Linked DNA regions of Homo sapiens: region 2 is linked to region 1. The links are chromatin loops, found by intact Hi-C in ENCODE. Cell type or tissue: Calu3. All regions are shown on one strand. Links, peaks and the distances in the headings refer to the core of each region. The heading gives the core; the rest is flanking DNA.

Region 1 (6,448 bases), core at 1,674-4,173:
CCGAAGATGTGTTTGGTTCCATCTTAACTGTTGCTGACTTCAGTCATTGCTGTTTGAAATTTCCCTTAGGCCGAACCTAGCCTATAGCTCACTGCTTGCACTATCATCCTGTGGGGAAGCAAAACAAAACAATACTGGCACAGAAATCAACCTTCTCCCATAATAATGTCCTTAGGAACAGGCCTGATAGCCACATTGAAAAAAGCATAGTTGCACCATATCTGATGTAGCCATTTCTTGCACTATGAACTCTGAGGAATTTAGGCTGGACCATCGATTTGAAAATACATCAGTGTCAGTGCAGTGAGGCCAGGGCAGTTTGAATGGTCGTCTTCATGCTAAAATCTGATTGTTTTTATTGAATGCTTTTATTTTTTAACCTGTTGTAAATTTATATTTGCATAATATAAATTTGCAATTTAATATTTTATATCCTCTTTCAATATTTCCTTTCTGCTTTTTTTTTTTGCTATTCTATCTTCCGCTTAAAAAAAAGTAAGTATTGTTGACATTAATCAGTTTCAAGGATGATAGGAAAAAGAGGTTTGTTTTTCTAACTAGTTATCTCCCCTTTCTAACTTCAGAATATTTGAGGATGCAATCTCACCTCTGTTATTTACTGTGAGAATTTGAGGAAATTACTTAACTTTTCTGATTCTATTTTTCTAATCCGTAAAATGGGATGAAAACTGCTGTCTTGTAAGGCAGTAGTGAGGGTTAACAGGTTCTTTAGCTCTTACAAAAAAGTCAAGTGATTACATGTATCTGACATGTTGCTAGGGAGTTACAATATTAAGATGAAGAAGGTAGAAAGTCAGGGACTTGGCCCTCAATAAATTTTAGGACCAGTAAAAGATAGGAAAATTTAGAGTCTGCGAGTTTGAAAGAGACTGGTTCTAGAAGAGCAATTCATTATTTCTGCTAATAATATAATGCAAAAAATCAGTTGCCATCATATTTGAATGTTTGTTTTATTATTAACTTAATGGAGAGCCTTAAGTCTATTGACCTCATGTGAGAAAGCCAAGCTTCTCAAATAATTTGATTGCATCTCTGTGAATTTATTTCACTAGGGTGAGGAAATTGAGAACCAGAGACTTGGGGTGATTTTCTTAAGGCTTTAGTGACAAGATCAAGGCTAGGTCCAAATTTCCAGTAGATTTATGTAACTTAGTGCATTTTTATACTTATGCCAAAATTACTTATTTTCTTTTTATCAGAAACACTATTCAGAAAATGAGATCAGATGTTTTTTCAGGTAGAGTACAATTAAAAAAAGAAAAAACAATTACAGAGAAAGCTCTTATCCAGAAATGGGGCTAGTTTTCAGCATCTATTTGGAATTTAAATGCATTCTAGTGAACTCCAAGCAGATTAGCCTGTATTTGAAATATAAGGTCAAGTGGGAGGTTATAATCAGAAAGAATTAGAACTCCAGAAATTAAAGTTACCTTGAGAGTAAATGGCTGTTCTATATGGAATTATTTTTTGTTAAAACAATTTTACACAAAATGCCTTTATAGGTAACTATTATTTTAACCAAATGTAATAATATACGAATGACATGAAGGAATGTAGGCTATATTGCGAATTATTTTTGAATTGTGACTGTTACAGCTATTATAACCAGGAGTGTAGCTAAAAACCTAGTATTATGTATTAAGACAATAAGCTGATCACACATATTAATTCGTGCTTTAGAATTCCAATATAGTCTATACAAGAAAAACTAGTCATCTCCAGTTGCTTAAAAGACAAGTAATTCTAATAATCTTGTGAATGCAGAATTGAAAACGCACATGATAATGGATAATGGAGTTAAAGTAATAGAAAGTTCTTGAAGAAACTTATGAACCCCTTCTGAGATTTACTTTATAATGATTTATAGATTATCTTGATTGGCGTGATGGTATTATGGGTTTTTATATTTGTCAAAATTTATTGAACTATACGCTCACTTTGTGTATATATTTTACTATATATATATATTATATCCCAATAAAGTAGTTTGAACAAAACATCACCTTAAGTTGAACGATGCTATATTGATGTCAGATGCTCTGTTTGCCAAACTATTTTTCGCCATTCAATCTCCTTGTTCTTTATACTTTGATACTTTGGTTGCTAGAAATGTAGCTCTTGGGAAAAAATAAAAATAATACATTCTTAATAAAAGTATGATGAAATACTCACTTGCAAAATGTCCAGAACAACATATGACAGAATTTTGACATCTATGAAAGGCACCAGCCCTCTTTGGATTTCTGCAGCATTTTCTTTTGTACAAGGAAATAATGCTCATATAGAAAAGACACTACTGAACTTTCAGAGGTCTCCTACGAACGGAACTGTAGTACTCATTGTATTTTAATCAATTGGAGTTTTATTCTATTTTTATATTACTTTAAAATTGGAGTTTACACATTGGTAATATTAACATTTTTTAGTGGTAATAAAATTACATGCTGCAAGGAAATCAGGATACAGTAGCATACTGCTTTAATTTTTAGAAGTTAGTGTGAACCCAAGATCATGAAATCACTTTTCTATCTCTGTTGCTGAAAGCTTCTGAAGCTGGCAATAGAAGTAGCTACACCTTCACATCACCAGTACTCCTGATTGCCCCCTTGTGTCGATATATTGAATTTTAATCCCCGTCAAAAAAGGGGAACCAGGCCTTCTTAGAGATCTCATTCTGTTGTTGGAGGAGAGATCATTCAGAATGAGCACAGAATTTTCTATTATTGCAAAAAGCAAAAAGTGTTTTTAAATATATCAAACCTATTCCTGAATGGACAAAGAACCCCACTGAAGAAGGCTATCACTGGCCAATGGATAAAAATGTAAGCTTAAATAAGCTTGAATTCAAATGAAAATAATTTGAATCTGTAAAAAGCCATGAGTTCAAAATATAATTTAAAGGAAAAGTTACAATAAAATTTGCAATGGTGTAGTTATGATGCCAAGAAAGGGTAACTTCGATAGTAGATATTTGCTTTTTATTTATTTTATCAACTATGTAGAATGTGTGTGTACAGGTATTCTATATATGCATATACATATATCCTTTTTCAGTGTTTAAGATTGTTTCATGTATATATAGTTATTAATTATAAGCAAAATGAAAGCAAATACCTAAAAGAAAAAGAAAATATAAATATTTGAGCTCATATAAGCTCTGCATATGCAGATTGTGTGCATGTATATGTGTTTGTGCATCTTTGTGTAGCTAGTCTATGGGAAAGAGTAAAGAGGATTAAATTTGAGTGAGCCAAACATTCTCTGTAAAGGTAAAAACAATTTATAAATGACAGGATGTTGTAGCAGATATTTTCTTACTAAACAATCCTGGTATATGATAACCACTTAGAAAGATACTGTATCAAAGGGACAGCCAAGGTATATACAAGGGATCAAGGTGATCCTTTGATCACCTCTGGCGGTCATACACATTAATTAGTTAACACCACGTTTTGAGATAATAGGTTAGCCAGGTTCCAAAAAGAAGAATTGTTGGGGCAGACTTGAACCTTCATTTTCTAGTAGATAAATTGCCTTGATTCTCATTCTGTTGAAGTTATAGATAAATTCCACAGAAGTTTTGAATCACAATAAGTGACTAGGTAACAACACAAGAATAATGAGGTAGCATTGATCATTTCAAAAGTAGAGATCACATGTTTTCTGGAAAAGATGTGAAAGGCTTGGACTTAAAAGTCCCATGGGGCAGCAAATCAAATCACTCTGGACTACACAAAGAATCACTTGGTAGTCAAGCAAGAACAACAATAACATTTACATTCAGATAGAGTTCTATTTTTAAATTAAGTAAAATTATTATCATTCTAGGAAGTTGCTAAACGAAGTATCTACTTCAAATACTTACCCTTTAGAGGGCATAATACTAGAAATAATAAATTATAAATATATAAAAATGTATAAATGCACAAATGAGTAAATGAATGTTGATCAACATTCTACTGAATACTTGAGGGTCTCTATGCAGATTTCCAGAGCATGCTATCTCTCTCTCTCTCTATGCAATTCGCTCTTTCCCAGTATTCTGTCCTGCAAACACTTGCCACCTGGATTCCAAGTCTCCTCACCTTTGGAAGTCCATCAGCCTTATTCAGAGGAGTGAACAGGGGGCCGATGTAGGAATCACTTCATTTATTTCCTGTCTGACAAGGAACTCTGTTCTTTGTTGGCTGATGTCCAGTGTTTTGAAAAACCTTGATTAATAGTTTTTGGTTTTTCTTTTGTTTGTTTCAGGGAGGGCAAAACTATTTTCTGTTAGTTCTTCTTTGCCACAAGCCAGAAAGGACATATATGTTTACTATTATTGTAACAAAATAGGAAGTCCTCATAAAGTTTTTCTGCTGCATATCAAAATAAGATGGTTGCCCCCAAAAAAGCACTTGTCCAATTGATTGAGTTGAGAGCTAAACAATCCCCTTTCTTCATGGTACACAATATATTTTTTTTTGTAAAGAGTAACTGACAGACAAATTATGGTTATTCATGCTTGGCTATATGGCAAACATTTACTTTAAAATGAAAGAAGTGATCCTGTAACTTCAAGACAAAATAAGTGATCAATATTTGTTGCCAGTGATAAAATTGAAGCTGTCAAATGAAATCGAAATTTTGGAAAACTTGTGTGACATCCACTGTGAGTTGAGAGCTTCCCAATACTTAGATTTTTCTGATAAGGATGTGGTGATATTAACAAATAAATTTTTTATTGTTTAATAAAACATGTTAGTATTGGAAGAACTGCATAACTCAGTGAAATCATATTTTTCAGTGATCAATGGTAGAAAATTATGCAAATGTGAAAGACCATTTAAAGAGTGGAATATACAATTTAATATAACAGTATAATGTAACAGGGCATAATAATATTTATTAAATGGATTTCAGATTGCACATTGTAATGAAGCTTTAATAAGTCACCAATTGTCAAGTTTTAGTGTAGTATCAAGGGAGAACGTTCACAGTTATCTGGAAATTATATTAAAATATTCCTCTTTTTCCAACTGCGTATCTATGTGAGACTGAATTTTCTTCAAGTACTTCAAAATAACATATTGCAACAGATTGTACTCACAAGTATATATGAGAATTTAGCTGACTTTCGATGGCCATCTATTAAAGAGATGTGCAAAAATGTAAAATACCACCACTAATCTCCCCAAGTTTTTTAAGAAAATATATTTACTTTCTACTAAAATGTGTTATTTATTTAAAAATATAATACATGTATTATTGTTTTAAATTAAATTAATAAGTATTTTAATTTTTCAACTTTTTCTTTTATGAGAAATACTGATAAATATAACTGACTTAAAAAAATCTTTGGGATTTTCAATTAATTTCAGGGTATTAAGGGATTCACAGACAAAAACATTTTAAAATTGCTTTTTTAATCACTGTAATATCATATACAGATAAAGCCAGTATTATTCAAGTATGTATCACATGCCTGGTCCAATCAAAGCTCTGTTAAAATACGCTCAATTCTTTTGTTTGTAAGGAAAGTACAATAAGATAAATACTATTATAGCCTCCTTATAGATAATGGAAAAATGAGACATAATTTTCCCAAATCATAAGCTAATGTGAAAAAAGTCAAAATTTAAACACAGGCAGACTGTCTCTCAAGTTTGTATTCTTAAACACCATTTTATATTATTCTGCTAAGTGTTTTGTTACATGTTACAGTGGTTTCAATATTTTAGAGTAGAACACATGGGATATCCTTGTTGAAGTGTTTGGAAAATTATTTGAAGTATTTATTTGGAAGGGGCTTGAAAGTATTTTTCTATAATTAAAAAGTGTTTGCTTATTTTTAAAGCTCAAAATAGATTTGTTACCTATACTATTAAGTAGATTTTAACATACTAAATATCTTTTATTACACATTTTTTAGTTTCTCCTAATTTACAGAGTACATTATAGTGGTAAGAGCAGGGGCTCAGACTTTCTTGATTTGACATTTTAGGGCCATGGTCAAACCCTGTAAACTCTTTGTGCCTTTGTTTCTTAATCTTGAAAACTGAGAGAAATAGAATCTATCTTGTAAAGAACTTTTGTGAGTTCCTTGAACTAATAAATATAAAAGTCTCAGAAACCTGCCCTTAACATAGTAAGGCTTCCAATAAATACTAACTATACTTGTTATAATAACTAGATAGTATTAGGTGGTCACGAATGTAACCTCCATAAATAAAGTCTTTTAAGTAGAATGATAACTTGCACCCTTTGATGTATAATTTCAGTTACTAATACATGTAACCAGACCTCATACAATTACGGTTAACTGTATTTTCCATCTTCAATGCCTGATAACTACATAGTTGGCGTAATCACAACTCTCAATTTGTTAGCTTTATAAAAATAGTTGAGCCAAAATGTTAACGTATGCTTAGCTTATCCTCACTCCTTT
Region 2 (6,448 bases), core at 2,471-4,970, 290 kb before region 1:
TAGCTGGTTAAAGGCCTTTTGAGCTTCAGGTTCCCAGGTTAGGAGATGAGTTGTAAGCTGATGGAGTTTCTCTTATGAGGTGACACAGAAAATGAGCTATCTCACTGTACTCAGCCTGCAAAATTCTGTAATGCCCCAAAATCCTCTTAGTTGCTGGAGGGTTTGGGGAGGGGGAAGGAGGAAATGTGCTTAATCCTTTCTTCCCCTAATGCTTTGGTCCCTTCAGACAGCACTAAACCCAGAAACTTCACTGAGGTTTTGCAAAGCTGGGCCTTGGATTTTGAAACCTTATATCCTCTGTCAGCTAATAAATTAAAAAGAGCTTCAGTGCCTTCCTGAGAAGCTTCCTCAGTTGGGGTACAGAGCAATATATCACCCACATATTGCAAAATCTTGACCTGAAGATGTGAAAACTCAGTGAGGTCTTTTGATAATGCCTGTCCAAACAAATGAAGGATATCTCAAAATCCCCAAGGCAGCACCATCCATGTTAACTGGATGGTTTGGTCAGAGGCATCTTTGAAGGCAGACAGGTATTGAGAGTAAAGATGTAATGGTATAAAGAAGAAGGCGTTCTTTAAATCTAGGACTGTAAACCATTTAGTTCCCTCAGATATTTGGGTCAGCAAGGTATAGCGATTAGGTACTACTGGATGGATTGGGACTTTGGCCGCATTAATGAGGCAGAGGTCCTGAACTACTCTTCATTACCCATTGGGTTTTTGCACTCCTAATATTAGGTTTTTGTAGGAGCTGTTACAGGGTTTGAGAGGACCCTGTATCTTCAGGTTATTAATAATAGCTTCTAGCCCTTTCTTAGCCTCTGGGTTTAGGGAATATTGCTCCTGGTTAGGAAAAGAAGTGGGATCCCTAAGATATATCTGAACTGGCTAGTGGTTAAAGCTTGACCAATTTTCCCTTGAGTTGTCCACACTTACGGATTGATATTAGCTTCTACCAGTGGGAGACAAAGCTATTGTCCTGGGGCTATAAGGATGCTGGCCCTCATGCAAGCTAAAACGTCTCTACCTAATAAATGAGTGGGGCTTTCTGGCATGATTAAAAAGCCATGTGTAAACATTAGGTTTCCTCATCTGCAACTAAGGAGTTGAGAAAAATATCAATTTAGAGTTTTTTTTGAGATGCCCCTGATGGTTGTGTTATAAGAAGAGCAGAGGCCTGGATTAGAGAGGAAAGGAGAGAGGCTGGCTTCAGTGTCCAGAAGGAGATCTACCTTCATTCCTTCAATTTCCAGAATCATCTCAGGCTCCAGTGCTGTAATGGCAGCTTGAGCTGCTGAAGCCAGGCGTTTGAACCCTGGGATCCATCAGTCCTGTTGGGCCATCTGTGAGACTGGTTCTGAACCCAGTGACCTTCATCTTCAAGGGCAGTCTGATTTCCAGTGGTCCCTGCCACATGCTGAACAGGGTCATGGTGGTTTCTTCTTGCTACCTGGACACTCCTTCTTAAAGTGCCCTGACTTGCCACACTGATAGCAACTAGTGGATGCACCTTGGGGATCCTGGACTTTGCCAGGCTTCAAAGCAGCTATTAGAGCCTCTGTCCTTCCCTTTTCTTCCTTTCTTTCTCCTGGTTCTCCTCCTGGTTCCTATTATAAAAGACTGAGGTGGCCACCTTCAGAGAGTTCTCTAAGGTACTATCTGGTCCTATAGCCTGCTTCTGCAGTTTCCTTTTAATATTGGGAGCTGCCTGTGTAATAAAATTGTATTTTAGGATGAATTGTCCCTCCACTGACTCAGGGAATAGGGTTGTGTGCTTTATTAGTGCCTCTCTCAGTCATTCCATAAAGGCTGCAGTATTTTCTTCTCATGGACAGTTTAGGGTAATTAAGGGGTTTGGCCCTAGTTCTTTATAGGCCCTCCAATACACACATTAAAAAATGTTTTCTTTTCCATTCATCTGTAGCACCACTGGGATTCCAGTTAGGGTTGTCAAGAGGAACTGCTTCTATTGGGAATGGTGTTTCCCTTTCCTATTTTCTCTTTTCCTTTTAGACCTAGGGTTTGGCTTAGGAGCAGTGTAACATCCCTCCATGAGAGGTCAAATACCCGAGTTAAATTTTGGAAGGCTTTTACATATTTATTAGGGTCATCGGAAAATTGGCCTAAGTCTCCCTTTACTTGCCCGAGGTCCTAAAATGAGAAGGGAACTTGAACCCTAGTGACATCACCTCCATTGTGCATTTCCTGTAGGGGTAAGAGTGAAGGTCGGGGAGTGGGAAATTTTGGAGATGGTGGAGGTAGAAGAGCTGGTGGTGTGGTTGGAAGTGGCCCCAGATAAGGGGAACTAGAAGGGCTGGGATACCCAACAGCTGCCTCAGATGGTTTCCCCAGAAGTTGCTTTTCTAGTCTTGGGGAATCATTCAGTTTGGTCCTGCCAGATATGATTGCTAAAAGGGCTGGGTTGATTGTGCAATGCTTGCAAAGTCTGGGTTGTCTTGCAGGGCAAAGAAAGCCTATGCATAAGTTACCTTGGACCATTTTCCTCCTGTCTGCAGAAAAGATCTAATTGTTGGATAATATTAAAATTAAGGCTCCCTTCCAAAGGTCAGGCTGGTTCAAGAGCATAAGAAGGTCATGCCCTCATGCAAAAGAAAATGAACTGCTTTTTGTTCAAAGTCTCAGGGTCAAAGAGTCCTTGTGTTTCAGAATGCACTCCAGAGGGGTGCAGGCTGAAGATGGTCTGTTACCCATTTAGAAAGAGAAGTGAGAAAAAGGCATTCCTTTAGTCTCCTTACTTTTCTTGCGACCCAGGGTGGATGGGAAGACAGTGGGGGTGTCCCCGCTGCTGGTTTTTTTCTCCATGGTTCCTGGGTGCCGGTAAGTTGTTGAATGTGCTGCCCATGGTTGCAGGCATGACCTCCAGCTGTGGAAACAGAGGAACTAAGAGACTGGGATTAGTCATAGTCATCCATGTGATTTTAGTCCTCTGCCTGTGATTTCCCTTTGACTTCCTAGACTTTTGTGACCTACCTGGCTCCTCAGGAAAAAAAAAAAAAAAAAAAAGGATCTTGGGAGAGACAATGTGACAGTTGCATTCAGGCAACTGTTGCACTTCCCTCCTTAACAGAGGTAGTGTGCTAGTTTGAGCTCTATATACTGCTGTTATAGCCCATGCTAAAGCCTTCACCCTTAGAGAATGGTTCTGGTTAACTTCTGAACTTAAAATTCCCTTACTAATTAAGTACCATTCTAATTGGAGGCAGAATAGGTGCCTTAAAATAACATAGGGACTAAATGACTATTGATGGGACAGTATAGAGACTAAAATTTGGCTTTGGAGGATATTTTACTCCTAGTTGTTGAAGGCAGAATTTTCCAGTTTACAGAAGCAACATGAAGCCTGATTTCTAGTAGAGAAGTGCAAAAAAAGAAGAGAATTGGGAAGCTAGAGTGTTTTGGTAAAGGACCTACAATGTGCCTCATGGAGAGGATCCCTATTCCACTAGGTGGTGCTGTTGACCTTGAAATGCCATGTGCTGTCCAGACCAAGGGCAGAGAGAGACCTGGAAGTTCCATGTGCTCTCCAGACCAACGGCAGAGAGTGATACTCACTGTGGGAGGGGGGACCCTCTCTTCCTAGAAAATCACAAAGACACCCTTTGAGTTATATCCCTGGTTACTACGACATTCCCTGATCTTGCCAAACAAGATTACTTCCCTGAACTGTAAAACTTCCCACACATTGCATACACAGAGAGGATAGGAGATATGGTGGTTGCAGATAGGAAAGGAGGAAATTATGATAGGAAAGTTGGAGATCCTGTTGCTGGCACCCCATTGGGTGGTCGGAGGCTGGGGTCAGTCTAGAAGCCTTTGGATAACACTGGGGAGTAGCCCCAGCCAGAAATCTTCAGTCACTTCAAAACCTCTTCCAGCCCCCCGTAACATCTAAGTCCTCCATGAAAGTAAGCTGGTTCAAACATAGCTAATATGCCCAGGAACTCGTGGGTACTGGGGGATTCTCCATGTTCTCCCCAGCGAGCCTCACATGCAAGTCTTTAAGAATGACAGCCATGCTGTGTTTTTAACTGGCTAACGGATGCCCATTATTGATTTGATTTGCTTCTAAAATAGAGGCTGAGAGCCCTGAAAACAGAGGACAAAGTTGGAGTCCGCTCCTCTACTCACTGTTTCAGTGAATGTTGTGCTTTGGTATCCTAGACGAGGTCCCCCATATGAAGTGGCTACATTGTCTGGGGTATACACCCAGGATTCGTCTTCTCTCACCAGGAAAATTTAGGACATGAACACACATGAGGAGTTTAGGAGTGGAGGTTTAATAGGCAGAAGAAAAGAGAAAGAAAAACAGCTCTCTCTCTCTCTAGAGAGAGGGTTCTTTGAGTGGAAAAGTGGAAAAGACCAGCTGGTGGCACATGTGCCAGATTTTATAGTTCAGCTTGAGGAGGTGGTGTCTGATTTATGTAGGGCTCATGGATTGGTTTGATCAGGTATGACGTTTACATAGTGTGTGGGGAAGGCTGGTCTCTCCACCCTAATCCTGTAATGGAAATGAACTTTCCCCTTGGCCAGCACCATCTTGTCTGCTCCTTACTGTACACATGGCTGGCAGAGAGGGAAGATGGAGCTGCCATCTTGAACATGTCTAGTCCCTAGTTCCTGCCAGCATTCACCCGTGCAAACTCCCAGCTTGCTTGTCTGCGTCTGCAGCTGGACTTTACAGGCTGCTCTTTGTTAGAAAATGGTTTGGGGCTGCTTTTCATTAAAAAGAAAGCCTTACTGAAGACTCCCATACCCTTGCTACCTGCCTAAGTGATTTCTTCTTAACTCCTGTAGCAGTGTCTTGTTCTCAGGTATAGCATTCCTCCTCAGCCCTTCACAGGATTATTTAAGTATCAAAAGCTACAACATAAAGAGAGTACCTGGCACAGTGTTTGATGCACAGTAAACATTCAGTATGTCCTACAGTCATACTGATTTCTTTTATTCAGGATTCAAAAAGCTTAACATACAATAATGAGTTTTTTTTCAAACTGTGGTCAAAATATTATATTTTCTAGAATTTTACAGCCAGAAAAGCCTTAAACCACAAATCTTAATTCTGTAAATGAAGGAACAGCTCTAATGAAGTGAGATGATGTGTCCAAGGTGGCATAGTTAATTAGTGATCTGATGTTGGCAGGAGAGACTCCATTTCTTACAGAGATCTCTTAGGGAGATATGCACCTATATTTCCCAATTTCCTCTCTTAGGTTTATCAGTGACTTGACATGCACAATCAGAATTTACCTTGAACTCTGCCCAAAGGCTCCTTTTGCCTGATCTAGATAACATATTTTTGTGTAGCAGTTTGACAAAGTATGACTTATTATAAACTGTAACTATATAACATTTAAACAAACTTAGAAATTTTATCTAGCTTTTGCAGGCAGTTAAATATATTTTAGCCCATTTCATTTTAAAAACATTGTCACCATTTATTTTACCACATATATAAATTAAGATATAAATACAAGGTAAATTGGGGACTAAACTTTAAGAATCAGAGTTGGTAGTTTCTCATTCTCTAAACAGGCTTTATTTCATATTTGAAAGCATAAGTGAAAATTTATACTGAACATAGAATTACCATTTACATAATCATGTAAGTGTGATAGATGGAGAACAATTACCTGTGAATGTGGGCAATATGCCCAGACCAGAGAGACCACTTTCTGAAATGAGAATAACAATATTTCTATGAGTTCAAGGATTCTTCACAAAACAGTCATCCTAGTTGGATTGATTTACTAAAAAGTAGAAGCCAATGAGTTACAGAGTTACTTAAATGATAGCTGCACAAAATATTTTTGGTTACCATTTAATTATAATTACACCCAACTTAAAAGGGATCCTTCTCATAAGATACATTTTTTTCTCTAAAGAATCATTTGCTAATACACATCGTTCCAGTCTAAATAGAGTGGACATATAAATTATAATCTAAATAAAAAATTTTTGCTAATAATTATGCAGGACAATAGGTATAAATTATCCTGGGAAAACCACACTATATGGTATTGTTAAGGGCATAACTGAAATAATGCATAGGGTTAACAAAATGGGAAAAGGTGAAGTTACTATTGATGCCTTCTCATTTTCCTTTCTTTGTACTTTTCACTACTTCTGATGCCTTATCTTTTATTGTGCTTCAGCCTCTCTTGATACCCTACCATGGGGTGTCTTGATGCTGTCTCTAGGTACTGTTGTGCACACCAATATTATTCCCTTTTCAGGTGAAAGCTGCTGTTCTCCTCAATGCTTATATTAAATTTAAATCATAACTTGGTGCAGAGTACAAGAACATTTTTAATGTCAAACAGTTCTATGTTTGAGCTTCATTCCCCCACTCTCTAGCTGTGTAGCTTTGGACAAGTTACATAACCACTCTTTTCCTTATTTTTGTATAAATTTCTGGATAATGCCAT

Evidence for each region. A loop is a pair of places that touch in the nucleus more often than their neighbours do. Peaks named below come from ENCODE experiments on the same cell type or tissue, not always from the same donor. Only the 100,000 strongest peaks of a DNase experiment are listed, where the experiment ranks them.
Region 2: a loop joins it to region 1, with 21 times the contacts of the local background. A loop is called at or near these places in 12 of 110 quality-filtered maps.

What each region holds. Positions count from the first base shown.
Region 1 is chr7:88,832,690-88,839,137 of GRCh38, forward strand. All of the region lies in intron 1 of ZNF804B (zinc finger protein 804B), which reads left to right. Among named protein-coding and RNA genes, the nearest start is that of TEX47, 40 kb to the left of the region's middle. In Calu3, for the core only: no CTCF peak of the experiment used is centred there; a DNase peak (open chromatin) is centred at 2,652.
Region 2 is chr7:88,543,447-88,549,894 of GRCh38, forward strand. No RefSeq gene overlaps it. Among named protein-coding and RNA genes, the nearest start is that of ZNF804B, 210 kb to the right of the region's middle. RefSeq lists an enhancer at 3,308-3,602. In Calu3, for the core only: a CTCF peak has its summit at 3,442 (motif pointing right); a DNase peak (open chromatin) is centred at 3,495.